Linked DNA regions of Homo sapiens: regions 1 and 3 are each linked to region 2. Evidence: chromatin loops called from intact Hi-C (ENCODE). Cell type or tissue: ascending aorta. All regions are shown on one strand. Links, peaks and the distances in the headings refer to the core of each region. The heading gives the core; the rest is flanking DNA.

Evidence for each region. A loop is a pair of places that touch in the nucleus more often than their neighbours do. Peaks named below come from ENCODE experiments on the same cell type or tissue, not always from the same donor. Only the 100,000 strongest peaks of a DNase experiment are listed, where the experiment ranks them.
Region 1: a loop joins it to region 2, with 2.7 times the contacts of the local background. A loop is called at or near these places in 12 of 110 quality-filtered maps.
Region 3: a loop joins it to region 2, with 2.2 times the contacts of the local background. A loop is called at or near these places in 10 of 110 quality-filtered maps.

What each region holds. Positions count from the first base shown.
Region 1 is chr11:122,363,343-122,374,394 of GRCh38, forward strand. All of the region lies in intron 1 of MIR100HG (mir-100-let-7a-2-mir-125b-1 cluster host gene), which reads right to left. Among named protein-coding and RNA genes, the nearest start is that of MIR100HG, 54 kb to the right of the region's middle. RefSeq lists an enhancer at 10,256-10,790. In ascending aorta, for the core only: no CTCF peak of the experiment used is centred there; DNase peaks (open chromatin) are centred at 2,392, 2,869 and 4,689; H3K4me3 peaks cover 3,880 bases; H3K27ac peaks cover 3,570 bases.
Region 2 is chr11:122,436,376-122,447,427 of GRCh38, forward strand. No RefSeq gene overlaps it. Among named protein-coding and RNA genes, the nearest start is that of MIR100HG, 19 kb to the left of the region's middle. RefSeq lists an enhancer at 5,050-5,714. In ascending aorta, for the core only: no CTCF peak of the experiment used is centred there; DNase peaks (open chromatin) are centred at 3,641, 4,194, 4,893, 5,176 and 2 weaker places; H3K4me3 peaks cover 2,006 bases; H3K27ac peaks cover 3,657 bases.
Region 3 is chr11:122,488,909-122,499,960 of GRCh38, forward strand. No RefSeq gene overlaps it. Among named protein-coding and RNA genes, the nearest start is that of TRK-TTT2-1, 66 kb to the right of the region's middle. In ascending aorta, for the core only: no CTCF peak of the experiment used is centred there; a DNase peak (open chromatin) is centred at 5,483; H3K27ac peaks cover 4,277 bases.

The DNA of each region.
Region 1 (11,052 bases), core at 1,370-9,369, 73 kb before region 2:
AGTTTGCCTCACATTTCTGCACCAACAGACTTGTTTTACTGGTCTGCATTTGAGTGCTCTGTGCACTTCTGTGTACCATTTATTCATTTAGACTGCACATGCTCTGAGGGAGTGGCCCCTCCTTCCATTTGGTCTTACAGCCCTGTGACTGTGCACTTACAGTTCCCGGTTCTCTACAGAGAACAGTCCATTACGGATCACTGATTTGCTCAGAAGCAGGCCCTTGAGATTCATCTCTCTAAAGGGATTTCTCTAACGTAATGATATGTGTAAGCCAGGAACTTCGGAGCCCAGACAGTGCACCTCAAGAGCCTGGTCAGCACTGGTCAGAAGACCCCCCATAAAACCCGAAATCTTGACATTTCCAAAACCTGTCTGCATATGTGCCTTTACTTCTTTTTTTCTTTTTTCTTTTTTTTTTTTTTTTGAGACGCAGTCTCGCTCTGTCGCCCAGGCTGGAGTGCAGTGGCGTGATCTCGGCTCACTGCAAGCTCCGCCTCCCAGGTTCACGCCATTCTGCTGCCTCAGCCTCCTGAGTAGCTGGGACTACAGGTGCCCGCCACCATGCCCAGGTAATTTTTTGTATTTTTAGTAGAGACGGGGTTTCACCGTGTTAGCCAGGATGGTCTCGATCTCCTGACCTCGTGATCCGCCCACCTCAGCCTCCCAAAGTGCTGGGATTACAGGCGTGAGCCACGGCGCCCGGCCTTTACTTCTTTTTTGACTCCCACTGAACCTTTGAGACTGTAATTGACTCCCTTCCCTTCAGAGAGACTCCTCACTTCCGAGCAGCCTGCTTAGCCGCATTGGAAAGTTATGGAAGATAACTAGATTTGACTCAACAAATGTGCACTTATCTCAGACATATCTGCCTGGATAGCCTCCCTCTGGTCTCTCCGTGGACTAAGAGCAAGAAGAATAAGCGTTCTGCCTCAGTTAACTCTCTGTGCCATCTAGCACATTTTTGTATTTTCAATAAATATGCCTTAAGCACTATTCCTCTTGTGGTGTTAATTTACCAACACAAGTGCCCTGAGGATCTGTGGGTTGAGCTAAGAGCTGACTGGGATTCACAGTAAGAATAGTTCATGCTTACCTTGGGTGATACAACACAAGCAACAAATAAGAGCATATGCCAATCAAAACATTTTCGGGTTTAGTCTGCTGTGTGAGGCACCGTGCTAAGTACTTTACATGAATCCTTTCATATAATCCTCATAGCAACCCCTTGGTATCCCCATTCTACACATGATGAAAAAGAGATGCAGAGAAATTAGCAAAGCCCATGTGTATAGTCACCATACCATAGAACACACACTTTGGGATTCTACGGATAGGATTTAAATTCAAGTCTCCAACTCCTTGAGTGTGACTAACATACCATCTCCAGCTGGAGTTTTCTCCTTCGTAGTGTGACAATATCCAAAGTCCCTGGTGCTGCCACACTTTCCACCTTCATGAATCATGGAACTCCTCTTTTATATCCTATCTACCTCAGTAACCCAGGGATTCAGGATGGTCTAGAATTTCAAATCCCCAGTTGGGCAACCTGAATTCCCATGTAGCCTCTATCCTGACCTTAGGCAGCAAGTCATTCAATCTTTCGGTTTCCTCATTTGTCAAAAGAAAATGACAACACTGGCCCAATTTATTTTAACAGGTAGTGTTGAAGATAAGATCAAAGGAAATATGTCAAAGTCTTCTGAAAAGCTTCAAATACTTCTCAAATTATTACAGTAATGGATTCAGTTGGAGAACTTACTGCACAGAATGTCTTTGTCCAAAATCTTAAAATGAATGGGGAAACTGAGTTCAAGGTGCAGAAGTGGAACCCAGATTATTTCTATTCTTGTATAAGCAGAGGCTTGGACTGGAGCTCCAGGTATCTGTATGCTTGCTCCAGCCTAGGCGCTGCTTGGGGCAAATCACTGCACTTCACTACAAAATATGGATGTGATACCTACCTTCTCCCGAATCCTATGGGTAGGGTCTGAGCAGGAGACAAAAACACTCAGAAAACTTGAGACGAGAAAAACTCTAGAAAGTCAATTATATGCATTTTTTAATATGGTGTCAGATTTTTTTTCTCCCACTCATTTTCCCTTGTCTCAATCTAAATTTTATCCAGATGTGAACATGAAGAGGCCTGTCTTTGTTCATTCTCTGCTTCTTTGGTTTTCCTTTGTGCCTCAAAAGGTTTTGGTGCTATGCTTCAAGACACAGGTCATGAAGGGGAAACAGTTGGGGTGCTGTGGGGAGACTGCAGTATTAGGAACGAGGACTGAGGGTAAAGAGTTACAGCATGCTCCAGAATGTGCACCTCCTCTTTGCCAACGCAGAGACAAGGTGATGAAAAGATCCCTGGCTCCAGACAAATGCCCTCAGCCTTGCAAAGCCTTCCAAGAGGCAGCGTCCCAGAGTCCAGACTGCAAGTGACTTGCATGCGCACACACACACACACACACACACACACGCTCACACACACTCTTCCATGGAAAACTGTGCTCTCGCATCCCAGAAAAGGTTTGTTGTTTCAATTAAACCTCATCAATGCCACATGTCAGAGAAGAAAGAAAAAAACAAAACAAGACTCAATTACTTCAGCTATCTCCTTAGGGATTGATCTGTATCGAATAAACCACCATCTACACATGGGGAGAAGCTTTTACTTATGAAAAACAGAGGCAGGTGCAGAAGAGCAGCATTTGGTACTAAATCAAAGCTCTGGGAGCAGAAGGAAGTGGATTTAGACGCATCCACTTAGCTCCTCCTGATATCTAACTTGCAGGGTGGGGAACAGATCACAGCCTTGGCTGGGTCTGGCCTCTGCTTCCTGGTCCCCGCTGAGGTCCCGTCCCACTTTGCTCACTGCTTCAGCTGCCCGGTAAGAACAGATGGACAGAAGTTAAAAGAGCAAGGTCAGCTCATTGGCTAAGTCTCATTTCACACCCTGCCCCACCTCTATCATCCCTTTCTGGGACATAAAGATGAAGAAAGCAGGGCAGGGGTGTTGCTGCATTTGATTCTGGCTGAAACTATGGTCGTTTCATTTACATCCCCTGAATAGCTGGCGAGTCTGATTTACACATTGATAATATGTGATGCTTTGTATTCCAGCAAATATTTAATCCCTGACGGATCAATAATCCTCGCCTGGCTGTTCTTTTTTGAAAAGAAATAAATCCCCTTTTACTCTTAAAATTCTTGAATAAAATTAAAGTGCTTTAGCCTAGGATGCACTGCTCCTACACGAAGCCATGTGGTTTCATAACCTCAGTCCTCAGATGTTTTTAAAGGGGCCACCTTTGCTAACTTGATATTTTCTGAGATCCTAACATCTCTCCAATGAGTCCTCTGTGTTATCAGTTGATATTATAAGACAGCCCTTTAAGGCCTGGTATACTTTTTTAAAATTAAAAAGTAAAATTATTAACCTAAACTGAATCAGTATGTACATAGCATGCAGTATTTTTTTGCATTTTTTGCTTATATTCACCATGGCAGTCTTGATTTAAATTCTTTATTACAAACCTTTCTATAAACCATTTCCCTCCAAAACTACATTTTTAAGAAAACTCTATTCCTACACAGATTCTTAAAAAGCTATACTCCCGTCTTAGAGTTAAATTTGAATATTTTGAAAAATGCACATTAAACGTGGAAAGAGATGGCTCTCCTCTCTATAAGGGGCTCCCAAGGCAGCCTCAAAGCTCACCAAAAGTTCCAAAACAACATCCACAACAAAACAAACTCTCTTTCATCTCTGGCAGCAACAAAAGCAATAACTTTCACCAAACCTACCCAAGCCAAGAATTAATATAACACAGAACAACACATCCACATTCAGACCATTACGGCTACATCAGCTCACCACAATATTTGTTTAAAAAACACATAATTTGTGGTAGAGAGAAAGAACCTTTCATACAAAAAGAAGTTCTTTCAAATGCAAATTAACCAAAAGACATATTTTCCCTGTGTTTGGGAAATCACTCCAATACATGAAAAACATAGTTTTTGTGTGGAAAAAAAAAATCAGTGTACACCCACTAATTGAAAAGGCAATTACATTAGCTGTAGATTACCTTAACAGTTAAGAAAAGTTAACTCCTGGCTCCATAAGTCTTTAAGAACTTTATTAGCATTTACTGACCTAAGTAGTCTTCAGTTCCCAGGTAGCAAAGTTTCTTTTCTTCTCCACTGAAATGCTCATATGGACACTGAAGGACATTGTATTACTGAACTGATCGGAAAAGAATACTGTTTCCATTCTTCTGGAGGAAAAAAAAAATGGAAAGAAAGAAAAGAAAGATGGAAGGAAGGAAGGAAAGAAAGAAGAAAAAAAGAAAGAAGGAAAGAGAAAGAGGAAAGAAAGAAAAGAAAGGAAAGAAAGAAAGAGAGAGAGAGAGAGAAAGAAAAAGAAAGAAAGAAAGAAAGAAAGAAAGAAAGAAAGAAAGAAAGAAAGAAAGAAAGAAAGAAAGAAAGAAAGAGAGAGAAAGGGAGAAGGAAAAGCAAGGCAAAATGCAGTCTAATCGAGTATTCTTCCTGGTGGGGAAAAAAAAGTAAATCCACTATCCTGGAACGAGTTCAAACATAGCTTGACAGGCTCCAGGAGAATTTACACTGAGCATGCTTAGCCCCGCACTGCTTGCATGAGACACTCTTAATGAATATTACTTCCTTCCCACTGGCTATTCCTGCTGGAAGTCCACACCCACCCCTCTTTCAGAAGTCAGGAATTTAGCTTCAGCCAAAGTCCAGAAAACATGCTTATGCGGAGACAAGGCCTCACCGATCCATAAACTTTCAGGTTGTGACCTGCCGGTCAGTTTGACAAATAGAACATAGGGGTGAATTTTTTTTCTGCCCTTGGTTATGTTGCCAGCTTTATGCCTGTCCTAAACTGCAGTTCCTCTGGAGAAAAGAAAAACAGACAGCTTTCTTTCTGAAGAACATGACGTCCTCAACACCACAGTAAAGACCTTTCCTGATCAAGCTTCCAAACTGAAATCAGAATAAGGGTCATCTGCATATTAAAACACAACACTCGATGATTTTTAGCTTCTGGATAAAACAAAAGTCCTACCCCAAATGTATGCTTTTTGATAACTTACATAACACCTCTCTCAAAAATGCTGCATGCCAAAGCACTCTCTGAAAATATGTTCAAAATCCAGCTTTAACCTGCTATGTTGTCTAAACATTGGACTTGTATACATTTAGGTCACACTAAAAACTGACTTTCTTTTTCAAACAATGCTTTCTCTTTCCCTAAATCCCTCTGTCATGTTTAATGACAGGAGACCTGAAATTCTGAAAATTTAAAAATAGATTACTTTTCTGACAGTCTGAGAAGGCAAGATTCTTGCTCTGCCAAAAAATCAGGGGAGTGGGGAAAGGGGAGGATAAGCAGGTGAGGGCCTGATATAGACCGCATAGTAAAAGAAGGGCATTTTAGATTTTAAAATTAATAATAAGGTACTTTTTTGTTGTCCATTTGATATTTCTAGGGTGCCATTTATATGTATCAAATTACAAGTTATAAATATTATTAAATACTCATTTGAACTGTAATGCTTATTTGCCTAGACACACACACATACATGCACACACAAAAACACACACCCCAATTTGTGGTTTGAAAAAAATGATGTCACAAAGCATCAAAAGGCAATAGAAATTTTCTAAGTCTCCAAGAAATATGGCGTGCCCAGTGTCTAATACAAAGCCTGCCTGGCCAGCATTGATTCTTTGGATTAATAAAGGATGCATCTATGAACCTGATACGTAAATCCGTTGCCTCTCCATGCCTGTAACACTTTACGCAGCCCACTGCTGAGCTGCCATGATATGTTCTCCCTATGGAAGATCTTTGTAGCATAAAATACGTCTTTGCCCACTATTCAATAAATAAAATCTCCGCAGACATATTTTCCTTGTGGTAACTATGAGCTTTTTGGAGACTTTAGGCATGGTGGTTGTTTTGTTTGTTTTTATGCTTTGCCTAAGGGAAGAATAAAATGTAGCCCCCTGCCCCAAGTGTGCTTATTTATATTACAAGAGCAAACTAAGTTTTCAGCAGTTAGACGAAGCCCAAGAGAAATCAGGCTTTGAAAGGCTAAGTAATCCTCGTGACCACACATAAGGTAAGTATAAAATAGGAAGGACATTTATTCATTTGACTCAAAGAGATTGCCTAGAGACAAGGTCCCGCAACACAGAGTACAGGGACCCTTCTCTGTAGACAGCTTACCTCCCTGCCATCGGGGTGCAGTTTCTTTTGTCTCCTTCCATGAGGATGACTCTCTCCCCTGAAGCTAAGGGGAGACACAGAAGCCTGTGTAGGAAACACAGGAGCCTGAGTAGAACCATGCTGTTTCCAGCTTGAATGTTAAAACCACTCTGTGTAAAGCTGAGATAGTCTTTACAGTGCCATCACACTCATTAATTCAATTAGCAAATATTCATTGAGCCCCTACACTGACATTCATTTGGGTGCTGGAAATTGGGACGTGACTAAGACAATGTTCCTGCACTCAGGGAGTTTACATTCTGGCAATTAGATGTTTAATGGAAAACATTAGATGTTTAATGGAAAAAATTCAAGATGTAGGCTGGGTGCGGTGGCTCACGCCTGTAATCCCAGCAATTTGGGAGGCCGAGGCGGGTGGATCACCTGAGGTTGGGAGTTCAAGACCAGCCTGACCAACATTGAGAAACCCCGTCTCTACTAAAAATACAAAATTAGCTGGGCGTGGTGGTGTATGCCTGTAATCCCAGCTACTCGGGAGGCTGAGGCAGGAGAATCACTTGAACCCATGAGGCGGAGGTTGTAGTGAGCCGAGATTGCGCCATTGCACTCCAGCCTGGGCAATAAGAGCAAAACTCTGTTTCAAAAAAAAATTCAAGATGTAAATAGTAAATACATTTACAAACTGTGATAAGTCTAAGAAAGAACTAAAAGGGAAATGATGAGAAAGAAACAAGCCATGTGTGTTGGGGGCTGAGGGACAGAGCATCAGGAAAATGGAATAAATATTTGGGAAAATCATTAGTAACCAATCCAATATAAGTTAAAATGAAAAAAATATGTGGCATGGCTGGATTAAAGCCTTGAATGCAACACTAATGCATTTGGATTTCATATGGTATATAATGGGAAGCTATTGAGGGCTTCTGAGAAGAATTATTTTACTAATTTGACTATGACTATTCTTTATAGCAGTTTGTAGGATACACTGGGGATGAGCATGAAAAGACCAAAGCTTTTGGAAGAGCCAAGATTGGCAGAGGTGAGGAGAACACCTAATCTAGGACAATGCAAATACTGATGGAGGAGAGAAGACAGCAATGAGAGGTATTATTACTTATTTATTTATTTATTTATTTATTTATTTATTTTATTTATTTTTTTGAGATGGAGTCTTGCTCTGTCACCCAGGCTGGAGTGCAGTGGTGCCATCTCAGCTCACTGCAACCTCTGCCTCCTGGGTTCAAGCAATTCTCCTGCCTCAGCCTCCCAAGTAGCTGGGATTACAGGTGCCCACCACCATGCTCAGCTAATTTCTGTCTTTTTAGTAAAGACAGGGTCCCACCATGTTGGCCAGGCTGGTCTTAAACTCCTAACCTCAGGTGACGCACAGGCCTCGGCCTTCCAAATTGCTAGGATTACAGGTGTGAGCCACCGTACCAGGCCGAGAGATATTATTGAGGCAGAATGACAGGCTTTGACAACTAACTGGATGTGCAGATTAGGGTGAGAAGGCATTTAAGGGGAAGGCTAAGATTTCTGGTCTCAGTAGCTCTCAGTAGATCAGGAGCTCAGACATCTCTTCACTTACTTTATACCTGAACTCATGCAGCCGAAGATAGCTGGACCAAAATGTACAAGCACGTCAACTGTTCTCACATTACACTCTTGCTCACTAAACCTCACATGGGTTCTTAAGCAGATGGTGAGAATGGAGAATGATGGTCTCTTAAGCAGAAATGGAGAAATCTAGGGAAAGAAATATCTGGCACATGGTGAACTCAAATATTTACTGGATGTATGGAATATGGAGTTGAGGGTTAGGGGGATATCCATCCTACACTATTATTTTACTTGGGAATTTTATTTAGCTGTTAATAGGGACCTGATAATAGTCAAACACCTAAGGGTATATTTTTCTCTCATTTAAAAAAAAAAATCTGTGATTGAGAGTTCAAAACATGACTACCTGGGACCCAAATCCTTCTATCTTTTTGGTTTCCCATTCTTAATGCAAGGTGTCCAGCTTCAGTTTTACGTTATGGTTCATTGTGGACTATGCCTAATTTTGAGTAAATGCACAAACGTAACAGTCAACTCTAGAAAATGGTTTGGTAGCCAAGGAACCAGGGGCTCAGACACCTCTTATATAAGAATCTGGGTCATACCACCAGATAAGCTACCTAGATAAGCAGAGGTGCTAGCCAAGAAAGAGGAGAATCTAGAATGGATAGTACATTGAGGTGGTACAAATGAGGAGTATCAATGGCAGCCTCTAGACCGGTCATAGAGGCAGGATTAGTCCCACTAACCTTCCTCATGTAATAAGACTTTCTAGGAAAAGAAACTTATCAGAATGCGGGAGGAGGTCTTCTTAGAAGGAGTAAGCTTAGTACACAAGCAAGCAGTGCAAATGGCGAACTGTAGCAGATTCTGTGGTGTGCCATCTATTACCTTCCCTTCAGGACTAAGGCACTTACTACCGCACCTACTAGGAGTGTTAATTTCTGTCATCTCACAGCCAAGTCCCTCTTGAGGAATCACCCTCACTTCTTGGGAGCCTCTGTGACCACAGGAATTCCATGTCTAAGTGTCAAAAAGGGGCACAAATGCCAAGCCTCCTTACTCCAATTTGGGACAAATCAGAGGGTTGTTCCAGCTCCACAGCTCCCTGTAGGATTGCCTGAGACCTGTTACAACTGCACTTCTGTTTAACCCCTCCTCTGCTCATTCTTCCTGCCCTCCATCCCTTATAGATGTTGCTTCTGAAAACACTCCTCAGTAAACTCCTGCATACAAATCTCGATCTCACAGTATGTTGTCTGGAAACCCAATATAATCCAGCAAAATAAAAACCCTGGATAAATTCAACTCTTCACTTACTCCATGCCTGAATTCATGCAGCTGAAGATAGCTGGAGAAAAATACACAAGCATGTCAACTGTTCTCACATTATACTCATGCTCACTAAACTTCACAAGAGTTCACCCCAGAAATCATCCTTTCTTTCCCTAATCTATTTTTTCTTCACTCTCCAGAACAAGTATTTCAAATTTTCTCTTCTAATTTCCAACACTTGTTCCTCACCATCATTCTCAGTAGTCAATCTTGCTTTCCACTATGATGAGAAAAATGAAGCAATTATAAGAGAATTTTCAAAAACCTCAACCTAAAATCTACACACCTGCCAGAATCAGAGTGAATATACTTCACCTCCCCTTCTATTACTATGGATGAACTGTCCATCCTCCCGCAGAGCAAATCCCTCCACCTGTGCACTACATCTTCATTCTCCTTCCTACTTCAAAACATTGCTCCACGAAGTCTTCTCTCATTCTTGTTTTATCAAACTTCCCTTTTTTATTAGATTGATTGCAACATCATAAAATACACTGGTATTTCTCTCATCTTAAAAACAATAACCTTTCTTTAATCCAGATTTCCTCTTCAACTAATGATGTATTATTATCGCTTTCTTATAGCACTCTTGAAAGCATTCTCTACTAGATCTTTCTAATATGTCTTCCCATTCTTTCTTCTTTTAAAAAATGTTTCATGAGATATAATTTTCATACCATAAAATTATATAAAATTCAAACTTTTAGCATGCACAAAGTTGTGTAAGCATTAGCAAAATCTAAGTTTAGAATATTTTTATTACCCCCAAAAAACCTGCCAATTAGCAATAATTTCCTATTTATCTACATCCTCTATCCCCAGGCCCAGGAAATCAGAAATATACTTTCTATTTCTATAAATTTTTCCTATTCTGGTCTTTTCATATAAATGAAAAGCATACAATATGTGGTCATTTGTGACTGGCTCCTTTTACTTAGCATAGTGTTTTCAAGGCTCACCACTGTAGCATGTATCAGTTTTCTTTCATTTAAATTCTCAAATAATATTCCATTATAAGAATATACCACATTTTATTTATGTATGCATCAGTTGATGGGCATTTAGATTATCTTCCCTTGTTAGCTCTTATAAATAATACTGCCCCGAACATTCACTTACAAGTTTTTGTGTGGATGCATGTTTTTATTTCTCTTGAGTGTATACTAGGAATGAAATTTTTGGGTCATACGGTAACTCTGTGTTTAACTTTTTCAGGAACTGTCAGATCATTTTCTAAGTTGTTGAACCATTTTACATTCCTTCAAGAAGTGCATGAGGGTCCCAATGTCTTCATGTCCTTCTCAACTCATGTTATCACCTACAGTGTTTATCACAGCCATCCTGGGTGGGTATGAAGTGGTAGCTCATTGTGATTTTGATGTTTCCTTTGTGTTCCATTATGTTGGACATTTATCTTTTCATGTGCTCCCATTCTTTCTTAAACACATTCCAATTAAGCTTTTTTCTCCATCACTACACTGAAATGATTCTTCACAAGGCTACCAACAGCCACCTTGTTACATTCTAAGACCATTTCTCAGTCCTTATTTTTCTTTACCTATCAGTAGTTTCTGACACGGGTAAAAATTCTCTCAATAAAACACTGTATTCTTGGCTTCCAGAACACCACATTGTCTTTGTTTTCCTCCTTCACTTCTGGTTGCACCTGTTTAGCTCCTTTTCCTGTTTGTTTGTTTGTTTGTTTGTTTGTTTGTTTTCTCATCTCTCTCACTTCCAAATGTTAGATTTCTCCAAGACTCACTTCTAGAATATATTCTTTCTTACTATCTACACTCATTCCCTATACAATCTCATCTAGGATCTACATAACTTCTCCTAGAATCATGACTTTAAGTGCCATCTATATGGTTATGATGACTCTCAATATTATATCCTCAACCTGG
Region 2 (11,052 bases), core at 1,115-9,114:
TTCCAAAGAGAGCCAAGGGAGGAGGCTGCCATTAGCACCAACACTATTCATGGCACTGCCCCCAAAGTAGTGTTTCCTGTATATTCTTCTGGAACTTGAAAGTATGAAATGCAATATTCCCGAGCATGTCATAGTGGTTGAACTCATGGTCAAGTATATATTGTGGGTCAGCAATACAGGCAAGAATGTTTTTTATATTTACAAATGCTTGAAAAAAATAAAAGAATAATATTTTGTGACATGTAAACATTCCAAGAAATTCAACTAACTTCAGTGTCCATAGATAAAGTTTTATCAGAACGTGTCCCACTCTTTCATTTACATATTGGCCATGACTGGTTTTGCACTGCAACATCAGAGTTGAACTGTTGCAATGAGACTGTAAGGCCTGTAAAGCCTAAAATATTTACTATTTGGCTCTTTCTAGAAAAATCTTGCTGATCCTATTCACAATAGCAAAGACTTGGAACCAACCCAAATGTCCAACAATGATAGACTGGATTAAGAAAATGTGGCACATATACACCATGGAATACTATGCAGCCATAAAAAATGATGAGTTCATGTCCTTTGTAGGGACATGGATGAAGCTGGAAACCATCATTCTCAGCAAACTATCACAAGGACAAAAAACCAAACACCGCATGTTCTCGCTCATAGGTGGGAATTGAACAGTGAGAACACGTGGACACAGGAAGGGGAACATCACACACTGGGGACTGTTGTGGGGTGGGGGGAGGGGGGAGGGATAGCATTAGGAGATATACCTAATGTTAAATGAAGAGTTAATGGGTGCAAGTACACCAACATGGCACATGTATACATATGTAACTAACCTGCACAATGTGCACATGTACCCTAAAACTTAAAGTATAATAATAAAAAAAAGGGAAATCTTGCTGATCCCTAGTGTAAATGATTAATCACAGAGCCATTTTAAGAACAAGATTTTTTTGTTTTGTTTGAGCAGGCTAGGGAAAGAAGAAAGGGAATGCCAGGACAAATGGATGTTTAAAAATAAGAGAAGTAGTGACATGGTGATAGAAAAACAGAGAGTTGAAAAAGAAAAGCCTTATCAGCTTCACAGTACAGCTTAGGGTCCACCCATGGCATGGGAAAGAAAATGTCAACTATCCATTTTAATCAATCAATTCTAATATAAATAAAAGTGATGATAATAATTCACATAATAATGGCATAATAAATAGCATTTCATATGAGCCAGGTACTGCGCTAAATGCTGTACACGTTTAATCTCAGGGCAATCCTTACCATGATCCTATGTCATAAATGCTACTATTCCTCCACTTTTCATGTGAAATTAAGGAATAACGGGGTCAGATGGGTGAGGTGGCCCATGCCAGTAATCTCAACACTTTGGGAGGCTGAGATGGGAAGATTGCTTCAGGCTAGGAGTTTGGGACCAGCCTTGGCAACACAGTGAGACCTGTCTCTACAAAAAACTTTTAAAAATTAGCAAGGCATGGTGGTGCATGCCTGTAGCTCCACATACTCAGGAGGCTGAAGCAGGAGGATCGCTTGAGCCCAAGAGTTCAAGGTTGCAGTGAGCCATGATTGTGCCACTGTATTCCAGCCTGGGTGACAGAGCAAGACCCTATCTTAAAAGAAAACAAAAAGAAAGAAGAATAGAGGGGTTGAGTAATTTGCCCAAGGATGCAGGGTCTGAACTGAGAACTTACTGTACAAAAGAGGAGGTCATAGCAAAACTCTTACAAATGACTATGATGCTTTTAAAAGCTCTCACCTTTGCCAAACAGGTCGGTATTGCTAGCAAGAATTAGCAGCTCTTCTCTTGCAGTGGCCTTAGAGCTAAAGGCTTGTTGTTTGATTTCAATGACAAATGTCTCCAGTCTTTGAAGATATGTTTGATTTTAAAAGTCATGTGAGGTTAAGTCTGGTAAGTGGTCAGGCTGAGTGGCAATGGTTTGAGTTATTAAAAGCAAGGTGTTCCCTTCACTATGAATGATGGTTTTCTTAGTGATAATCTTTGCCTAACTGGACAGATAATTCCAAGAAAGATATTACTGAAGAAAAAAAAAGACTCAGTTCTTGTCTTTGTAGAGCTTCCAATCAAACTAACTCTTTAAGTCAGTATGACTGTCAGTCACTGAAAATTCTAACCTTAACTATTTATTTATTTATGTATTGAGACAGAGTCTCACTCTGTGGCCCAGGATGGAGTGCAGTGGCATGATCTTGGTTCACTGCAACCTCTACCTCTCAGGTTCAAGTGATTCTCCCGCCTCAGCCTCCCAAGTAACTGGGATTACAGGCATGTGCCACCACGCCAGCTAATTTTTGTATTTTTAGTAGAGAAGGGGTTTCACCATGTTGGCCAGGCTGGTCTCAAACTCCTGACCTCAGGTGTTCCGCCTGCCTCGACCTCCCAAAGTGCCACTGCACCCGGTCTCTATTTTTTTAAATAGTCAAATGGAAGTATAGAGCAATCTATTCACACTATCTCAAAAGATTATAAATTTTTGAGTCAGGAAGGAAATTTCCATTATTGTTGGCATTGTTGGCTGTGTGATCTTGAGCAATTTCCCTGAGTCTCTGTTTCCTTGTCTGTTAAGTTAGGATACTTCACAACTTTCTCAAGAGGGACCCTGAGAGGGAATTAAAACTAATGCCTTCAAGCATTCATTGTATAAAGGGAATCAATTTCTCTTCTATCATATAGAATGGTACTAGTTATGCACCATCCTTGGGGTAATTGAGAAAACAAGTCACTCAGATCATTTCCTATGTCCTATGGCTCAGATAAAACCAGGTACTACATGTGAAAGACTGCATGAGGATTCAATAGGATAATAAATAGCGTTTATTGTAGGTATAAAATAGCATTTACTATAGGTTTAATAAATAGCATTTATTATAGGTGTTATTTATTATATGTGTAATAAATAGCATCATGTATGGCACATGGAAGGGGTACTCAGTAATATTAGTATTTTTCCTTTTCTACAGCAGGTTGGAAATTGGGCTGAGGTTTTCACTGAAGATGATAGCAGTGCCCTTCCACAGTGTGACTCTCAAGGCAGCTTCTGGGCGCCCATCTGCCCAGAATGACAATTTTTCCTATAAGGAGGCACTTTTGAAGAAGGAGAGGAAAGGGATGTTGATTGGCATTCTGTCAGGCATTCCATGAACTAAGAAATGAATGGGGATCATGCTGGTGGCTGTAATGGATCTGGCAGCCCCATAGTCACTCCTTCTTCCCTGTATTTATCTGTTTACCTAATCCACTTCTTGACCGACAGCTCCTTGAGGGCAGGGGCTAAGGACTAGTCTTTAATTGTACCTTTATATCTGCAGAGACTAGCAAATATTAATACCTATGAGGCATTAACGACTTCACGGTTTCCGAGGAAAGCCAGAAGGTATGAAACTGGGACTGTGGAGCAACCTCTTGCTTTTCATGGAACTTTTAGCCTATGAGGCACTTCAGGGAAAAGAAGTTCTTCCTGGAACCCAGGAAGCTGAGTTCCTCACGTCTCTGAGCTCAGAGCGTCTATCTCATGTCAAGATCCCTTCGACAAGTGCAGGAGAGGGTGACAGGACGGCTGCATAATCAACCCCGCCAGCTCACACGCAAGCTATGACCTCCAGAAGGGACAGGACACCTTTAGAATACTTTCTACCATTTCGCAAGCTTCTGGGCACGAAGTTCTCTAATCTCAGGTCCCCACGTGACTCCACAGTCCATTTTTCTCTTCTCACATCTCATCTGGTCAAGCTTGACTAAAATTATCTTGTGAACCACCCAAGTAAACACTTGCCTTTGTCTCTTCAAATGGTGTCGATGATATGTCAATGTACACACACACCAAACTGATATAGTATCGCTAGCAGTGTCTCTTTAAAGAGGAGATGTTTTGGAAGGCAGGACACTCTACAGTAAGAGCCTTTTGCTGTGCAAGGTTCACAGCTGTTGCTGTGGCAACTCTCACAACCTCGCTGAGTATCCAAATAAATAGTTTGTTCTTTTTTTTCCTCCCTAAGTAAGATGGGGGAGGGGGACGATCGATGAGACTTGCTATTGGGATCCATTTGGAGTTCTGGAGTCAGTGCAAAAATTGAGGTTTCCTAAAACGACAAAGAAATAAAGGCTTTGGGAAAAGCCCACACCCCTCAAAGGCTGCAGATGGAAAATGGAAGGGAACTGCGTGCTGGAACCTTAGCAGGCGCCGTGGCTTTGAAAAGAAGCTCCCAGCAGCAAACACCCAGGCAGAAAGAAAGAAAGCTGCGGGGTTCCGACCCCACATTCCGGCGGAGAGCTCGGGCCTCTCTGCGGGGGGGACGCCCAGCCTCCCCCGGCCTGCCACCCCAACCCCCCTCCTCCGCTCCCCCCACAGACACGTCTAAACAGCCCAGGATCTCCGGTTAAACAAAGAGAGTGGTATGCCTTAAAAAAAAAAAAAAAAAAAAAAAAACAAACAAAAAAAAACTTTTATTTTCGTGTGATAGGTGATATGTGGAAAATTAATTACAGGAAATAGCACTGCGAAAAGCAGCAGCATTCGTCTTTAAATGGATATGGTCCCCCCCTTCTCCGCCCCCCTCCTGGCTCTTCCTCAGCCCGGCGCAGACAGACACCGCCCCTACCCTCCCCCAAACTCTTTTGTTATCAGTTGAATCACGTCTCGTGCCAAGCAAAAGGTCATTTCAGGTCATCTTGGAGATGAAAGGACGGGGTAATGTATATGAAGGTGCGGGAATTGGCAAGCCCAAAAAATATATACATACACATATACATATACATATACATATACATATACATATACATATACATATACATATACATATACATGCACATAGAGACAGAGAGAGAGAGGTGGGGCAGCGCGGGGGCGGGGGGAGCGCGGTAGTGGGGATGTGAGAAACGCCAGCATTCTAACAAGAACAGAGTGATGCCAGAAAGACGCAGGAAATGTTTCAAAGCATGACAAGCACTGTCCAATCTGTAGCTAATTCCTTATAAAAATAAGAATGTGGCTTATAATTGTTAGGTGCCTGGAGGGTAATTAGAGTTTCTAATTGTTCTCATCCACAATCTCATTTTTGACCCTTCATCAGAGAGCGAGAGATGCCGCCCATTGCGAAAGTGCGCGTTCTGGAAACGTGCTGCATCTGCGGGGCTTTGGCGAACGTGCTCTGCTGGGCCAGAGAGGCGGGACATATCAGACTTAGAGCCTCCACCAGAAGGGGGTTGGGGGCAGAGGGTTGGCCTGGTCCAGTCACCCTCTTGAAGGGAATTTAACCACCAGGGTATGTGGGCAGTATATTTAGGGTGTTTCAGTAGCAAGCACAGATCACTTTGTTTGGAGATAAGAAGAGAAAAAAAAAACGAAACAAAAAAAAAAATACCTTGCATAGAGTTGTTGTTGTTAATGTTTTCCCTACACTGTTTACTGGGTAGGGATGGCATGGTTTTTTATTTCTCTACTAAAAGAGACGCCACTCCCTCCTTTGAGTTTGTAATTCAATGCCATTTCAATAAAGACAATTGGCTCTCGCTGTCTCTGAATTCTTGCCAAGTGCATTTTCCCCTTTCTTTTCCTTCCCACTGCTGTATTTGAATGTCCTGTATTTGCCTCATCAATTTTTTTTCTAAGAAGCAAGTTTGTTTTTTTTTTTCCAATAACGCAGATGCCAACAGCAATCTATCAAGCGAGTGGGAGGTTTAGGTAATAAATCGTTTGTTCCCAGATACCAAAAGTTTCTTACATGGAAACTCCCCCTATAGCCTCCGCTGCCATGGGCTCCGCTCCACTCCCTCTTCTTACTAGTCAAACTCCATCTACCACCCCCCATTCTTTCCACACCCACAGCAATTCAAACAGGGAGGCTTCTGAGGCAACCAGTTAAAGGTAAGCTGATTCTTGACAGGTTCTGTAATAGTAAAGCCAATGAGATTTGGTAAAATTCGTCTGTTACCCCATCAGTCCTGGAAAATAGCTTTTTACAATGGTTATCATCTCAATGTGTGGCACCTGCTAGAGAAACTGGCCTCCATATATGCCTATTCCCCAACTCACACCATTATAAAGGCATACTCACTAAAGTTATACTAGCTTCCTCATTACTAGAGTCATGTGTTTCTAAAGAAATACAAGTCATTTCTGTAACTGTTGTAGATGCTAGCAGCAGAAAGCTCAACATCCTGGGGGTTTGAAGGGAATGGACTCAGTTCTTAACAAAATGGCATTCGTATATATGGGGTGTAGGGAGGTGGTCATTGTGCAGAATGAAGGGAGGAAGGAATAGAGAGTAGTCCAGAGGGTCGGGCAAGATACCTTGATTTAGCCAAAGTCAGCAGCTACCTGATTAATAATTGAAGTGCTGTTAATACGTGGATGAGGATTGTCTGATGCTTACACCAATCAGAGGATGTGGCACCCCCAAGTAACCAATGAGACTTCTCAGGCATTGGTCCTTTTCCATTCGTTACATGCACCCTGAGGAAAAACCCCAAGGCAAATCTGATGATGTCGGCTGGGGCATGCAACTGTCACATAGAGAAGATGGCAAGTTTCCTCTATTTATCATTTCTGTTGAGCAGTATTGTATTATACACACGAGCAAAGCAACAATATTCCATGTTTATGTCTTGCTAGATCACCTAGAAGTTCCGACAGACTTAAAATACAATCAGGCATTTCCCATGCCTTACTGAGAAGGAAGAAAGAAAGGGATCTAGTAGTGATTAAATAATCACTATGTATCATGTGATAGTCACTTTAAATCACTATCACTCAGTCCTCACATCAACTCTGTGGATAGTGTAATTATTTCATTCACTGGCGAGGAAACTGACAATCAAGGTGGGTTGAGTAACCTAATTAGAGATCACCACACATCTAACAAGAGAAGGGAAGAAAGCTCACATTTAGTGAGCACCCCTTGTTTCAGAGACTATGCTTAACTTATCACACATCTACTTTCAAATAACCGTATGCTATGCATAATATTGTCTCCATATGATAGATGAAAGTGAGATTCAAGAAACTTAAGTAACTTATTCAAAGTCACAAAGTTGGTAAATGCAGGAGCTGGAATTCAGACTCAAGCCAGTGTGACGCCCAAAGCTCATGCTGTTTGCCTGCAACTGATGCCTCAAATATTAGCCTGGGATAGAAGAATGAAAGGTTAGTTATCAGCCTTACTCCCAATAGGACAGCACACAGTATATCCTCAATCCCTATAAGCTTACCTCGAAAAATTTACCTTGGCATGTATATAAAGACTGTCCATGATTGGGCATAATGAACAAAGTCCCATTTGTCTAAAGGAAACTGTTTCAGACAGTTTCACGGAGGATCACAAATATAAGCCTTTAGGTCTGATCTTCAACTCAGACCTCATGAGCGATGTTGGTTTGCTTAATGTTTCAAAGGCAGGAAAAGTGAAAGACAGGAAATTCCCTGGGCTTATTCTCATTCTAGCTTTTTACTATTAAGTCTAAGATTATTTCTGAATGTAATCACCAAATCTGTCATTTTCAACTGATTTGGCCATTTTAGTGTGTGGCATTTATTTACTCAATAAAATATTGAGTGCTTACTAGGCACCAGGCAATGTGCTCTATGTTAACCATACACCAGTGTTTGTGCAATTGACAGAGTAATGCTGCCATTCATTGTTTAGGGAACATCAGAGGAGAAGGAGAAAAAGAAGGAAGATCGGGAGGATGTAATGAAGTGGGTGGATTTGGCAGACTAAACTGAGTCTGAGGTGCCTGCAGAAGCACCTGCTGGTGCTTCCTGATAAGTAATTGGAATTATGGGTCTTGCTTTCCGGAGACAAATCTGGACTAAAAATATAGTCTCAGGATGGACTCACATATGGCAGATGGTAACTCAAGTCATGGTGGTAACTGAGATCATCTGGGGAAACAGGGCAAAATGGGAAAAGAACGGGACTTAGAATAGCAGAGACCAGAAGAACCTAATGTTTAAGGGATATTTGGGATCAAGTACGTTCCCCAATTTCGTATGTGGCAAAGTAGGCCACCCTTTTCATTAATTTGCTAATTTATCCAACCAGCCCTTACCCATCACCTCCTATATGTTAAGTGCTCATAATGCAAGCATGAGTAACATCTGATTCCTTGCCTTGAGGGGATATAATAGAGGAGAATTCAAATGTATTTATATACAAAGATCTGTCTATATTCTTTCTGAAGGAAAAAAAGAGATTGGTGAGACAGGCTCATAGTGGTAATGATTTTTTTAATTAATGAATTTATTTATTTATTTTTGAGACAGAGTTTTGCTCTTGTTGCCCAGGCTGGAGTGCAATGGCACTATCTTGGCTCACTACAACCTCTGCCTCTGGGTTCAAGCGATTCTCCTGTCTCAGCCTCCCGGGTAGCTGGGATTACAGGCACCCGCCACCACACCCAGCTAATTTTTATATTTTTAGTAGAGATGAGTTTTCACCATGTTGGCCAGGCTGACCTGCAACTCTTGACCTCAGGTGGTCCACCCGCCTCGGCCTCCCAAAGTGCTGGGATTACAGGTGTGAACCACCATGCCCAGCCGATATATTTTTTTAATTTTTTACTTCCATAGATTATTAGGAAACAAGTGGTATTTGGTTACATGACTAAGTTCTTTAGTGGTGATTTGTGAGATTTTGGTGCACTCATCACCTGAGCAGTACACACTGCACCCAATTTGTAATCTTTTATCACTCATCCCCTTCCTACCCTTTCCCCCTGAGTCCCCAAGGTCCATTGTATCATTCTTATGCCTTTGCATCCTCATAGCTTAGCTACCACTTATGAGTGAGAAGATATGATGTTTGGTTTTCCATTCCTGAGTTACTTCACTAAGAATAACAGTCTCCAATGTCATCCAGGTTGGTGCAAATGCCATTAATTTATTCCTTTTATGGCTGAGTAGTATTCCACTATGAGTGTGTGTTTGTGTGTGTATATATATATGTATGTATATCAGTTTCTTTATCCACTTATTGAATGATGAGCATTTGGGTTGGTCCCACATTTTTGCAATTGCGAATTATGCTACTATAAACATGAGTGTGCAAATATCTTTTTCGTATAATGACTTCTTTTCCTTTGAGTAGATACCCAGTAGTGGGATTGCTGGATCAAATGGTAGTTCTACTTTTAGATCTTTAAGGAATCTCCACACTGTTTTCCATGGTGGTTGAACTAGTTTACATTCCCAGCAGCAGTGTAGAAGTGCTCCCTCTTTGTCACATCCCTGCCAACATCTATTATTTTTTGATTTTTTGATTATGGCCATTCTTGCAAGAGTAAGGTAGTATCGCATTGTGGTTTTGGTTTGCATTTCCCTGATCATTAGTGATGTTGAGCATTTTTTCATATGTGTATTGGCCATTTATATATCTTCTTTTGAGAATTATCTATTCATGTCCTTAGCCCACTTTTTGATGGGATTGTTTGTTTATTTCTTGCTGATTTGTTGGAGTTTGTTTTAGATTCTGGATATTAGTCCTTTGTCAGGTGTATAGCTTGTGCAAATTTTCTCCCACTCTGTGGGTTGTCTTTTTACTCTGCTGACTATTCCTTTTGCTGTGCAAAAGCTCCTTAGTTTAATTAAGTCCAGCCTATTTATCTTTGTTTCTTGTTTTGTTTTGTTTTGTTTTGTTTTTTGAGATGAAGTCTCACTCTTGTCCCCCAGGCTGGAGTGCAATGGCATAATCTCAGCTCACTGCAACCTCCACCTCCCGGTTTCAAGCGATTCTCCTGCCTCAGCCTCCCGAGTAGCTGGGATTACAGGCACCTGCCACCACGCCCGGCTAACTTTTGTATTTTTAGTAGAGACGGGTTTTCACCATGTTGGCCAGGCTGGTCTTGAACTCGTGACTTCAGGTGATCCACCTGCCTCAGCCTCCCAAAGTGCTGGGATTACAGGCGTGAGCCACCATGTCCAGCCTTATCTTTGTTTTTATTGCATTTGCTTTTGGGTTCCTGGTCATGAAATCCTTGCCTAAGCCAATGGCTAGAAGGGTTTTTCTGATGTTACCTTCTAGAATTTTTATAGTTTCAGGTCTTAGATGTAAGTCCTTGATCCACCTTGAGTTGATTTTTGTATAAGGTGAGAGATGAGGATCCAGTTTCATTCTCCTACATGTGGCTTGCCAATTATCCAAGCACTATTTGTTGAATAGGGCATCCTTTCCTCACTTTATGTTTTTGTTTGCTTTGTTGAAGATCAGTTGGCTGTAAGTATTTGGGTTTATTTCTGGGTTCTCTATTCTGTTCCATTGGTCTATGTTCCTATTTTTATACCAGTACCATGCTGTTTTGGTGACTATGGCCTTATGGTACAGTTTGAAATCAGGTAATATGATGCCTCTAGATTTGTTCTTTTTGCTCAGTCATGCTTGGGCTGTGCAGGCTCTTTTTTGGTTCCATATGAATTTTAGAATTGTTTTTTCTAGTTCTGTGAAGAATGACAGTGGTATTTTGATGGTAATTGCCTTGAATTTGTAGATTGCTTTTGTCAGTATGGTTGAAAATAATATTTAAATTGGACCTTGGGTAATGAATAGGGTGGTAAATAAAAGAAATCTGACTTCTGTATCTTTTATACAATGTAAATACTTAATAAATACTAACAATGGGATAGACCAAAAACATGCTAAGAAAAAACAGAATATAATGGAAGAGTAAACTTGGGAACCATGCAAATAAGGATCACCAGGGAAATGTATAAAGGAAAGAAGAATGGAATTAAAGATTTTTTAAAAGAAGAAAAGAATAACTGTATTCCTAGAGGAAATGATTTTATTAACCAGGGAAAAGCACTGGAAAGAGCAGTTTGGGAAAGTTTCCTTAGAATCCCGGGGAGGATAAAGCATCTAATTTTGGAAGTTGGAAACAGCATATTAGCCAAGGGTCTCTAATTTGGACTAATGAAAGCAAATTCAAAGTATAAGAAAAAAAGTGGAGATGTGGTGTTTGTTATATGAATGATGTGGTATTTCACAGAATTCAAAAGAAGGGATAGAGCTGGATCTCAGGAAGAGATTGGAAGT
Region 3 (11,052 bases), core at 1,896-9,895, 53 kb after region 2:
CTGAAAAATCAGAAATAAGAATCCAGGTACAATACGAAAGATGACATTTGTAAGAAAGAATACAGAAAAGGAGGAAACTATGCAAAGAACGAGCTCCAGAAATATACGTAAGATTCCCGTCAAATCTTTGGCTAAATAGTAATCTGTGCATGTGCAGGGTGAAACTCCACAAGGCAAAACAAAAATTGACTCAATTCCAAGAAGATATAAACTGAACAATTCCGAAAGCCTAGAAGATATTCCAGTACTTGTCGCTCAGGATGGCGAGACCTTGTTGAACATGGAGAGGATTGAGGAAAAACATCAGAAAAGTCACATCTTGGTAGTATGGCTAAACTATCCTCAAAAATAAAGCCTCAAAGGCATTAAGCCAATCCGTAAATAACTTAACAGCCTGCCTAAAAAAAACCTAAAGATTTTTCAGGAAAGACCACAAAATGCAACATTCAACAATATAACATTCATAATGTCCAATATCCAATAAAAATCATTAGACTTGTGAAGCAGCAACAATTAAGGAGGAAAAGATGAGCCAATAGAAACAGACTTAGAAATGACAAAGATAAGAAAATTTGCAGAGAAGGATTTGAAACAGCTGCTATATAATTACATGATTTAAATTGAGATTTAAAGCAAGGATTGGCAAATTTTTCCTATAAAGAGCCAGATAGTAAATATTTCAAGCTTTGTAGGTCCCATACAGGCTCTGTTGCATATTTTTATTTTTTATAATCCCATATAATGTAAAAACCATTCTTATCTCACAGGGCATCCAAAAACAGGCCATCAGCTAGATTTGTCTCACAGACTGTAGTTCACTAACCCTTGATTTAAAAAAAAAATCATAACATATAGAAAGAAATGACAGATGTAAAAACAAAAGAATCAAGTGGCTCTTCTAGAAATAAAAGCTACATTAGCAAAGTTAATAAATTTACTGGATTACAGCATATTAAAAGATCAGTAAGCTTGAAAACAGCAATAAAAACTATCCAAAGCAATGCATGACACAGAAAAAAAACTGAAATAAATTGAATGAATCTTGGTGACCTGTGAAACAACTTCTAGCAAGCTAGTAAATGTGTAATTTGAGTTGTAGAAGGGGAGAAGAACAGAAATTGTATTTGAAAAAATAGTGGCTAAAATTTTTCCAAATTTGATTTTTAAGAAACGCCAGTTCACACCATAATCAAATGCCAAAAACCAATGATAAATAGAAAAGTTTAGAAGCATATACAGAAATAAAATGCATTACATTATCTAAACGGGGAAAACATAACTTGTCTGGACTTCTTATCAGAAATATTGCAAGTCAGAAGACAATGGAATTTCAAAGTACTAAATTAAAAGTCTTTCTTTACCTCTCTGCTAATCTGCCTCTCAATGAGTGTAGTAATAATTCTTAATACACATAATTTCTATAAGGACTGAATAAAATAATACCTCTTACTTTAAAAACTCTGAATATGAAATTTGTTATACTATTATTGTTAGTATTAACAATAATACTGTTAGTAATAATATTGTTACTGACAATAGTATCGTTAGTAATAATATTGTTACTAACAATAGTATTGTTAGTATACTGTTATTGTTAGTATTACTGTTCCTATTCTTATCTATTATTATTTCTATTATTCTATTTAAACATGAAGTAATCACACTTTCATATCTATACTACAAAATCCCAGACTTCTAGTATGGTAATCTGCCCTAAAGGATCTTTCAGGTTCATCTCCCTCTTCTCCCACATACATTTGCCTATTGGATTACTCCCTGTTCTCTGGTCCACTGTTTTATCACTTCTACGCCTTTGCACATACTTTAGCTAACCATTTTCAAGGCCTAGCTCAATGCACACGTCTGTTAGAATCTTTCATTGTCATCTTTCCAGAAGCAATTTCTTCCTCTTCTATGTTTCCCATATAAACATTTATACCAGTATTTCTCAAACTTTCACGTGCATAAGAATCATCTGGAGGGACGCCTGAGAGCTGGATTGTCATGAGCTCCTAAATGCTGTCAATGCTGCTGGTCTGAGCAGACCCCACTTTTGAGTAACAAGGTTTTATGCCTTTTCTTATGATTATATTTCTATTGTCTCGCCTTCTAGAATAACTCTTTAAAGAAGAGAACTGACTTACTTTTGCTTTCGTAATTATCATGGCACCTAGTAAGGGACTATGCAGCTAATTAATAATAAATAGATGATAGATAGAGAAATAGATATCATCTTAGCCAAACTCCTGGTTCCTAGTCAAACCAAACCTCACCTCTTGACACTTATTAATCCGTATCCAGTTTTTAAGTGTTGAGGGAAGGTGAAAAACCTAAGGTCTCTATGAAGCCATTTACCAATGTATAGCCCACTACACCATGATAGCTATCTGAAATTATGAGAAATTCACTGAGAATGATACTGTTGATAAAATTTTCACTCATCTTGCTGAATTTAAAATGTGAATTTGCTGAAACTTATTCTTGACACAAACACCATAAGTACCTTCTGTTTCTTGGGTAAAAAGGAGCACATGTGTGATATGCTGTATTCTGAGTAGGAAGATTGTTATAACTGAAAACAGAAAAGCATTTCTTCCAAACTCTTATAAACTTAATGGAGTCTCTGCATTTCAAAAGCTTCAGAGACTTTTTCTTCCATTCCCTACCCACAAACTCCATGCTCTGCAGGCTCCTGGATAGTGCTGCCTAACTATACACTGTATCCTGTCATGTGACTGACAGGGCCAGCTAGCAGCACCTCAACATTGTTTTGTACTGCAAGACTCAACATGTGTTTCCCCTTTGCAGAAATTACATCATGTCTCAGGAAGTCTCCTCTCTCCAACAGAACCAGCGGATATTCTCAGCCAAGGCTTTGCAAGTAAGAAAAGAAGATAAATGGATCCTGGTGCCGTTGTTTAAAGTGTGCATGCTTGCTACAGAGTCTTCATTTCATAGTCCAGCCTCAACCAATTCACCTATGCATTACGTTCCCACTGCCTCGCTTCTCACTGAAACGAACAAGACATGGGTGAGGAGGAAAGTTTGCACTTGTTGTCTGTGCACTTCTTACATAAAGTACAATTGTTTTCTATCCTTGGCCTTTGACCAAAAGTGAGCCAGCTAATAGTTTAACTTCCACTCAAACAAACATTTTAACCTGTAATCAGAAGAGTTGAAAATAGCAAATTTCTGGGGATTCCATTTCTTTCATGATACCTTCTCCACTTTCTCAGAAGAAAACTAACAAAACATGCTTGCCTTACTTAGTTTGAAAAAAATTGAGACTGCTGTCTTTACTCTTCACCCAAAAGATACGTTCCTTTGTTCCTCAATCTGAAATGCATTTCCCATATCTGCATATTACATTAAAATCTTCCTTTCTAATATCTTTTTAAAGGACTAGCTTTGTGTTCAACTCTTACTAAGCCCTATATATCCCCATCATGGTTATTTGTCACAGGTTGCAAGCAACCAGATGCCGGAGACAGAGACAACATGATTCTCTTTTGTCAACGCTCAGCAGAGCACTATAGATAATTTACAGCTTTTTTGAATATGATGATAATCCTAATGCGCCCTTACATTTTAATAACACCTACGAGTTTTTTAATGATTTTCTGCCTGTGATATTACCATCATCATTCTTTATTTTAGAAATATTTGTTGAGTATTTGCTCATGAAAGGCACCATGGAAGGCATTCATAGGGATTATGATGAGTCTCTGCCCTCATTTAAGTTATATTCAGTGAATGTTTATTGAGCTTCTCTGAGGTGATATTTTTTTAAAGGGTTATAAATTTCTTGGTCGGGTGTGGTGGCTCACACCTGTAATCCCAGCACTTTGAGAGGTAGAGGTGGGTGGATCGTTTAAGGTAAAGAGTTTAAGACCAGCCTGACCAACATGGTGAAACCCCGTCTACTAAAAACACAAAAAATTAGCTGGATGTGATGCTGCACGCCTGTGGTCTCAGCTACTCAGGAGGCTGAGGCAGGAGAATTGCTTCCATTCGGGAGGTAGAGGTTGCAGTGAGCCGAGGTCGCACCAGTGCAGCCTGGGCAACAGAGCGAGATTTCATCTAAAAAAAAAATGTTATAGATTTCTCCATTATGTACATCAGAAATGTGAGGTCCAGAAATATTTAATGATTTTCCCAAGTCCACTTAGTTAGCTCTGGTACAAAGGATGTAGCAAACCACAGGTTTTGTGACAGAGATTGATTCGAGCCCAGATGGCCAGAAGTTGCCTGCATCATTGACAATTAGTTTCCAAACTAAGATAACAAATAAATTATAAGGCCTTGGCATACTGGAAGAAACATCAGACTAGCAATCAGGATATTTGGATTTGGATTCCATAAATATAATAAATTTAAATAATAAATTTCCTAATGCATTGAATAAGGATAGTAGTTTTAAAACAGTATTACTCAGAGTCCTAGGGTTCTAAGGAAATGACTTAGGAGTCTTTGAGTGGAGTAATGGGAGGATGAGTTGGCTCCAAGCAATCTGCTCCAGATTTAATCAGAGCTTTGATCTGTTTTATATATTGATGTTCTGCATGTAATCTTAATCTTAAAAAGAAATTATTTTTTTAAAAAAACAATAAAAACAAAAATAACTTAGAAACCAATTAACTGAGTGACCTTTAAAACCTTTTTCAATTCTGATCATCTATAACTTGGTAAACTTTTCAACATTATCAGCCAAGAGTCTGTTTCTTCTTCATTTGGGATGGTTAACAAGGGGCTTAATTCCCAACAGACCCATTGATACGGTAGACTGTAGAGTTTTGCTGCTCAAAATATGGTCCATGTATCAGCAGCATCAGCATCACCTGGAAGTTTATTAGAAATACAGAATCTCAGGCCCCACCCAGATCTCCTAAATTAGAATTTGAATTTTACCAGGGTTTCCAGGTAATTTGATGAACAATAAAGTTTGAGAGGCATTATCTACAAGATTTTGGAATCTTTCTTGGTTGACTTGTATCATTGGTTCCCGTCACGTTCTCCTCACCATGGTTTATACCAGGAAGATTAGGATAGCTGACATTTGTGCTCTGTCCTTCCTCTCTATGGCCCCAAGGGAAAAGGTAGAGTCAGTATTTGCCATTTTTGCCCATGTCTTAACTAACAACTTAACAGTCACCATCTACCAATGTATCGTTATAAATGTCCCTATAGTACCCATGACCATTTGGGATGTCAGGGATATTGAAAACAGCTCTTCCCTAGTAAATCTGAGACCCCTTTGATGAGATCATCTTTTTAACCCAGTCCAATTCTGAGACTCACTAATTTTATAATACAGACATTCATAACAAAAAAACTCTCAGATCCTTTACAAATTGCCCCAGGCTTGTCCATGTGTTATTAAAGTTGGGCTGAGTAATAAATGCTATAAATGTCTTAGGAGACAGCACTCATGCCCAGTGAGCATGACATCCCATAATAGACCTATTTGGCTTGTTACCCTGGCGCCTTTCTCCACCCTGATCTCTGGAAACCAGAGAAAGGCAAACATTAGAATGTCAATCCAAAGCTGTAGACATGGGTATAAGATGCTTTGCTTGGAGAGTTTTCATAAGATCATATTTCTGGCCAGATTCATATTACTTCAGAGTTGTAGTCAGAGGCGATTTTTTCATTAGCATTTCTTTTCCCAGAAGGAAAACATTATCTCCCAAATAAAATTCAAGTGAACTAAATCGCTTCCAACCTCAGCATCATTTCAGGCTTGGTGTCACTTGTAGATTCAAGACTGAGTCCTATTTAATCTACTCAGGTTCCACTCCTAATAGGAAAAATGCCAAGAAACAAAGAAAAGATGCATCCCATTTTCAGAGGCAATCACCGTCTACACTTTAGACTGATCATAAAGCAGTTCAATTTATCAACGTCTTACAGAGTCAGCTCTCCCTGGCATAGTCAAATCTGACTGCATTCATTCTTTCACCAAGCATTTACTGAGTGTCTACTATATGCCAGGTACTGGGCTGGCCACTAGAGAAACAAAGATAGTATTTTAAATCAAGAAACTCATAGTTTACCTGCAAAGACAGAAATATAAATTACTATTAAATCATATAATCAATATCTTACTGATGGTTTGAACAAGATAATATGGGAATACAGACTGGTAAGCAATGAGGAGCCACAAATGGGTAAGACTGTGTCCTTGCTTTTGAGGTTATAATCTAGATGGGAAATCAAGAAAAATGCACCCTAACTCTGTTAGGCCATTTATGGTAAGTGCCAAATGTATGATTACCCAAAGCACAGCCAGGGCTGAATGTTGATGGTGAATTAGTCATAGTACCTACATAGTGATTAAGTGCTGTCAGGTGGGCCGGGAGCGGTGGCTCCTGCCTATAATCCCAGCACTTTGGGAGACTGAGGCAGGCGGATCACAAGGTCAGGAGTTCCAGATCAGGCTGGCCAATATGGTGAAACCTCGTCTCTACTAAAAATACAAAAATTAGCTGGGTGTGGTGGTGGGTGCCTGTAGTCTCAGCTAGTCGGGAGGCTGAGGCAGGAGAATCGCTTGAACCCGGGAGAAGGAGTTTGCAGTGAGCCGAGATCACGCCACTGCACTCCAGCCTGGGTGACAGAGACTCCATCTCAGAAAAAAAAAAAAAAAAAAAAAAAAAAGAGCTGTCCAGTGGGCTGTGGCTGTGGGAATCAGGGACAGGGAGAGGAATGAATGGATTTTAGCAGACTAAAAAATGAGAACAATTCCTATTGCAGAAAGAAATGAGAAAGGGAATGTCTGAGAAGGGAAACTAGCATGAACAAAGGCACCCAGATAGGAAAGCACCCCATCTCCCCACTCTGGAGCAAAAACAAAGTTCTCAGTCTGCTTGGAACAGAGGTTTCACGTATAGAGTGTGTTCAATGATAAATTTGAAAGGCATACTGTATTAGCCTGTTCTCACGCTGCTAATAAAGACATACCCAAGACTGGGTAATTTATAAAGGAAATACATTTAATGGACCTACAGTTCTGCACGGCTGGGGAGGCCTCAAAATCATGGCAGAAGACGAAGGAAAACAGACTGCTTACATGGCAGCAGGCAAGAGAGCTTGTGCAGAGGAACTCCCATTTATAAAACTATCAGATCCCATAAGACTTATTCACTACCAGGAGAACAGTATGGGGGAAACCACCCCCATGATTCAATTATCTCCATCTATCCCCACCCTTGACACCTGGGGATTATTACAATTCAAGGTGAGATTTGGGTGGGGACACAGCCAAACCATATCACATACTGAGGCCAAAGTAAGTATGGGATCTTGAATAGCATATATAGAAATGTGGATTTTATTTTTTTTTGAGAGTTCCTTTTTTTGTTGTTCTCAATCTTCTTTATTGTGGTAAAATATACACACATAAGATTTACCATTTTTGCCATTTTTTTAAATCTTACTTTAAGTTCTGGGATGCATGTGCAGAATGTGCAGGTTTGTTACATATGTGTACATGTGCCATGGTGGTTTGCTGCACCTATCAACCCGTCATCTAGGTTTTTAAGCCCCACATGCATTAGGTATTAGTCCTAATGCTCCCCCTCCCCTTGTCCCCCACCCCCCGACAGGCCCAGGTATGTGATGTTCCCCTCCCTGTGTCCATGTGTTCTCACTGTTCAGCTCCCACTTATGAGTGAGAATATGCCATGTTTGGCTTTCTGTTCCTGTGTTAGTTTGCTGAGAATGATGGCTTCCCGCTTCATCCATACCCCTGCAAAGGACATGAACTCAGTCTTTTTTATGGCTGCATAGTATTCCATGGTATATATATGTCACATTTTCTTTATCCAGTCTATCATTGATGGGCATTTTGGTTGGTTCCAAGTCTTTGCTATTGTAAATGGTGCTGCAATAAACACACGTGAGCATGTGTCTTTATAGTAGAATGATTTGTAATCCTTTGGGTTTATACTCAGTAATAGGATTGCCGGGTCAAATGGCATTTCTGGTTCTAGATCCGATTTTATTCTGTAACCAATAAAGAGTTCACAGGTGAATGAAAGGAAATCAGTGAGAAATTAAATTTGTGGTAGTTTGTAGGATAAATTAGAGTAGGAAGTTACTGGTGAAAGGGGGATATTTGGAGGTAATTTTTATGAATAGAATGCTATGCCTACCTTTAATAATCATTAGTAAGCAGCCCTTATATTGGAGAGGGAATCCAAGGTAAATGCATCATTATTTCTGAGGAGTGTTCCTTGTATAAAATGTAGTTGAGGATCCTGGATTTGAACTTAAATCCTCATCTCTAGATCATTTCCTTCATTTAAGTTGGTTAAACCCAATGAACCAGCACTGTAGTAGGCACTAAGAAGATATCATCTAGAATTTCAGAACTAAGGGAATATTAGAACTGTAGGGAGCTTAAAAGTTATTTTGTATAATGACTTCATTTTGTGGGTGACAGAGCCCCCAAATGACAATAGTCAGAACCTAGAGTTAAAATGCCAGTATCTAAGTCCAAATCCAATGTCCTTTCCACTACATCAAATTCATCGTCCAGTATCAGGCACTATGCCTCCGCTCAAAGAGTTTGCACATAGAGAAACATGCAAACACTGTTTTTTATGCAAGGAAGGTATAAAAGCACGTGCTCATCCCACTGTAAGGAAAATGGGGTAATATTTCTTAAAGACTGGTAGAAAAACAAGCTTCCCATGCATTAAGATAGTAAAGTTTTCTTCCTGTAATCTCAGCACTTTGGGAGGCCAAGGCAGAAGAATTGCTTGAGGCTAGAAGTTCAAGCCCAGCCTGGACAATATGGCAAAACTTTGTCTCCACAAAAATTTAAATTTAAATTTAAATTTAAATATTAGCCAGTCATGGTGGCATATACCTGTAGTCCTAGTTACTCTAGAGGCTGGAATGGGAGGATTGCTTGAGCCCAGGGATTGAGCTTATAGTGAGCTACAATTGCCCCACTGCACTGTAGCCTGGGCAACAGAGCAAGATCCTGTCTCAAAACAATAGCAATGAAAAAAAAAATGAATAAGGTTTTCTGACAGGCTTAATGGCCACACAATGAAAAGGTACATTTTTCCTTGAGTTTCAGCTTCTGAAGCAAAGTTTGTCCTGGTAGATAAAGAGAAAGCCAATCTCTTTCCTGTGGAAATAAAACCTTCACTTGATTTGCCTAATGCTGCCTCCTTTCTAAATGGTGGGCCCCTAGAAATCAGGACCAAAGGATTTGTAATTTGGGGGTCACAATACAAAGTGTTCAATTACTTTAAATAGATCCAAAAATCAACACAACATTTCAAAGCCCTCAAAGAAACATATTCATAGACACTCCAATAATTAATCATTTTCTTACCTGTCAAATCCCTTTTTATAAACTAAATGCATTGATATTTGGCATGCAGATGGCAGCAGAATGGAATTGTAATTGCTCATTAAGCATCTCAACCATGGGTCTTAACGCTTTCTTTCGGTCCAGCTATTACAATATGCATGGACATTAGAAAAGAGAGATGGAGAGGTCTGTCTCAAAAAGGTTTCTATTTTTCCAAAGCTTATTGAAATAGATATTATTTTATCCAGACTAAGTTTTCTACCTGCAGATCTTTATGTCTATTTCTTCTTTAAAACATCTTCCTCTTTAAAACATCTACCAGCATAACATGTGTTATTATGCCCCAAAACAGACTTGAAATAATTAAAATATATTTGTTTTATAAATGTATTCAACATAAGTCAAAAAATTATGGAATATTGCTATTCATTGAGTTGTTACAGGATATCAAGTCTAACCCTCCACTGGCTGCTTAAATCCCTACTATGGTACCTTATGAAATTGCTATTCTAGCTTCTACTTGAATATCATGAATGAGAAAAAATCTACTACCTATCCATTTTTCCAAGGTTACCTCTCCATTTTTATGCATTATTACCTAATGAAAGCCAAAATGTGCTATCTTATAGCTTTGTGGTTTTGAGAAAACAGAGATCGAATCTGTTTCCTCTTCCACATGACAACTCAAGTCAACAGATATTTATTGAATCTGAACCAGGCACTGTGCTGTGTACTGGATATTGAATGAATGGATGACACATGGTCCTTGTTTTAGAGATACTTATATTAGTATGGGTAAGACTGATGTGGATTAGTATACTCGGAGTGTTCAGATGCATAGAAAGGGATACTTAATCCAAATTTTGAGGGGTAGGGGAAGTCTTAACTAAATTTTTAAGGACAAATAGGAGTTAGCCAAAGAATTAATTCCCTAGAAGAAAAATTTAAGCAATGGTGTACAAATGAGAAATTGTAGGCTGTAATATATTTGAAAACAAGCTCCCCTTGCATTTCTACAAGTAGAAAGACATGAAGAGGGAGTGATAGGCAACAGGGCTAGAGACATAGACAAGAATCAGATCAAGAAACTTGTACACTACACCTAAAACCTCTAAAGTGGTTTTAAAAGAAGAATCATACAACAGATTTACTCTTTTGTTAGATCATCTTGGTAACAAGAGAAACAAGGGTAGAAGAGACAAGACTATTTAAGAAGTTATTACAGTAAGCCAAGTAAAAATGATAAAAAGCTGAATCCAATCTGTAGTAATGTGGACGCATTAAAGAAATATTTATGAAGTAAAACTGACAGGTCTGGATAACTAATTAGATGTACAGGGTAGAGGAGGATGACAGCTCAAAGATGACTCTTCGGCTTCTAACTTGAGTAATTGGTTGACTGTTGGTACTGCTAATTGTGGGTACATCAAGTTGGAGATGCTAGTATAAGTTGAGGTTGGATTTCTTTTTTTACAAAGTTTGATGTAATTTTAAAATACCATTTAAGATGAATGGTTTGTAACTGAATACAAGTCTGCCGCTCAGAGGAAGATTGGTCTTGGAAAAATAAACCCAGCATCTAAGTGAATAATTATCAGCTCAAGAGTATGTGAGATCACCCAGGCATAGAAAACAACCTGAGAGAGGAGAAGCATAAAAAGAGAAGCCTGAGGAACAACATTTACGGGAATTTCCAATAGCTGAAGACAGCCATTGTGTTCCTTCTT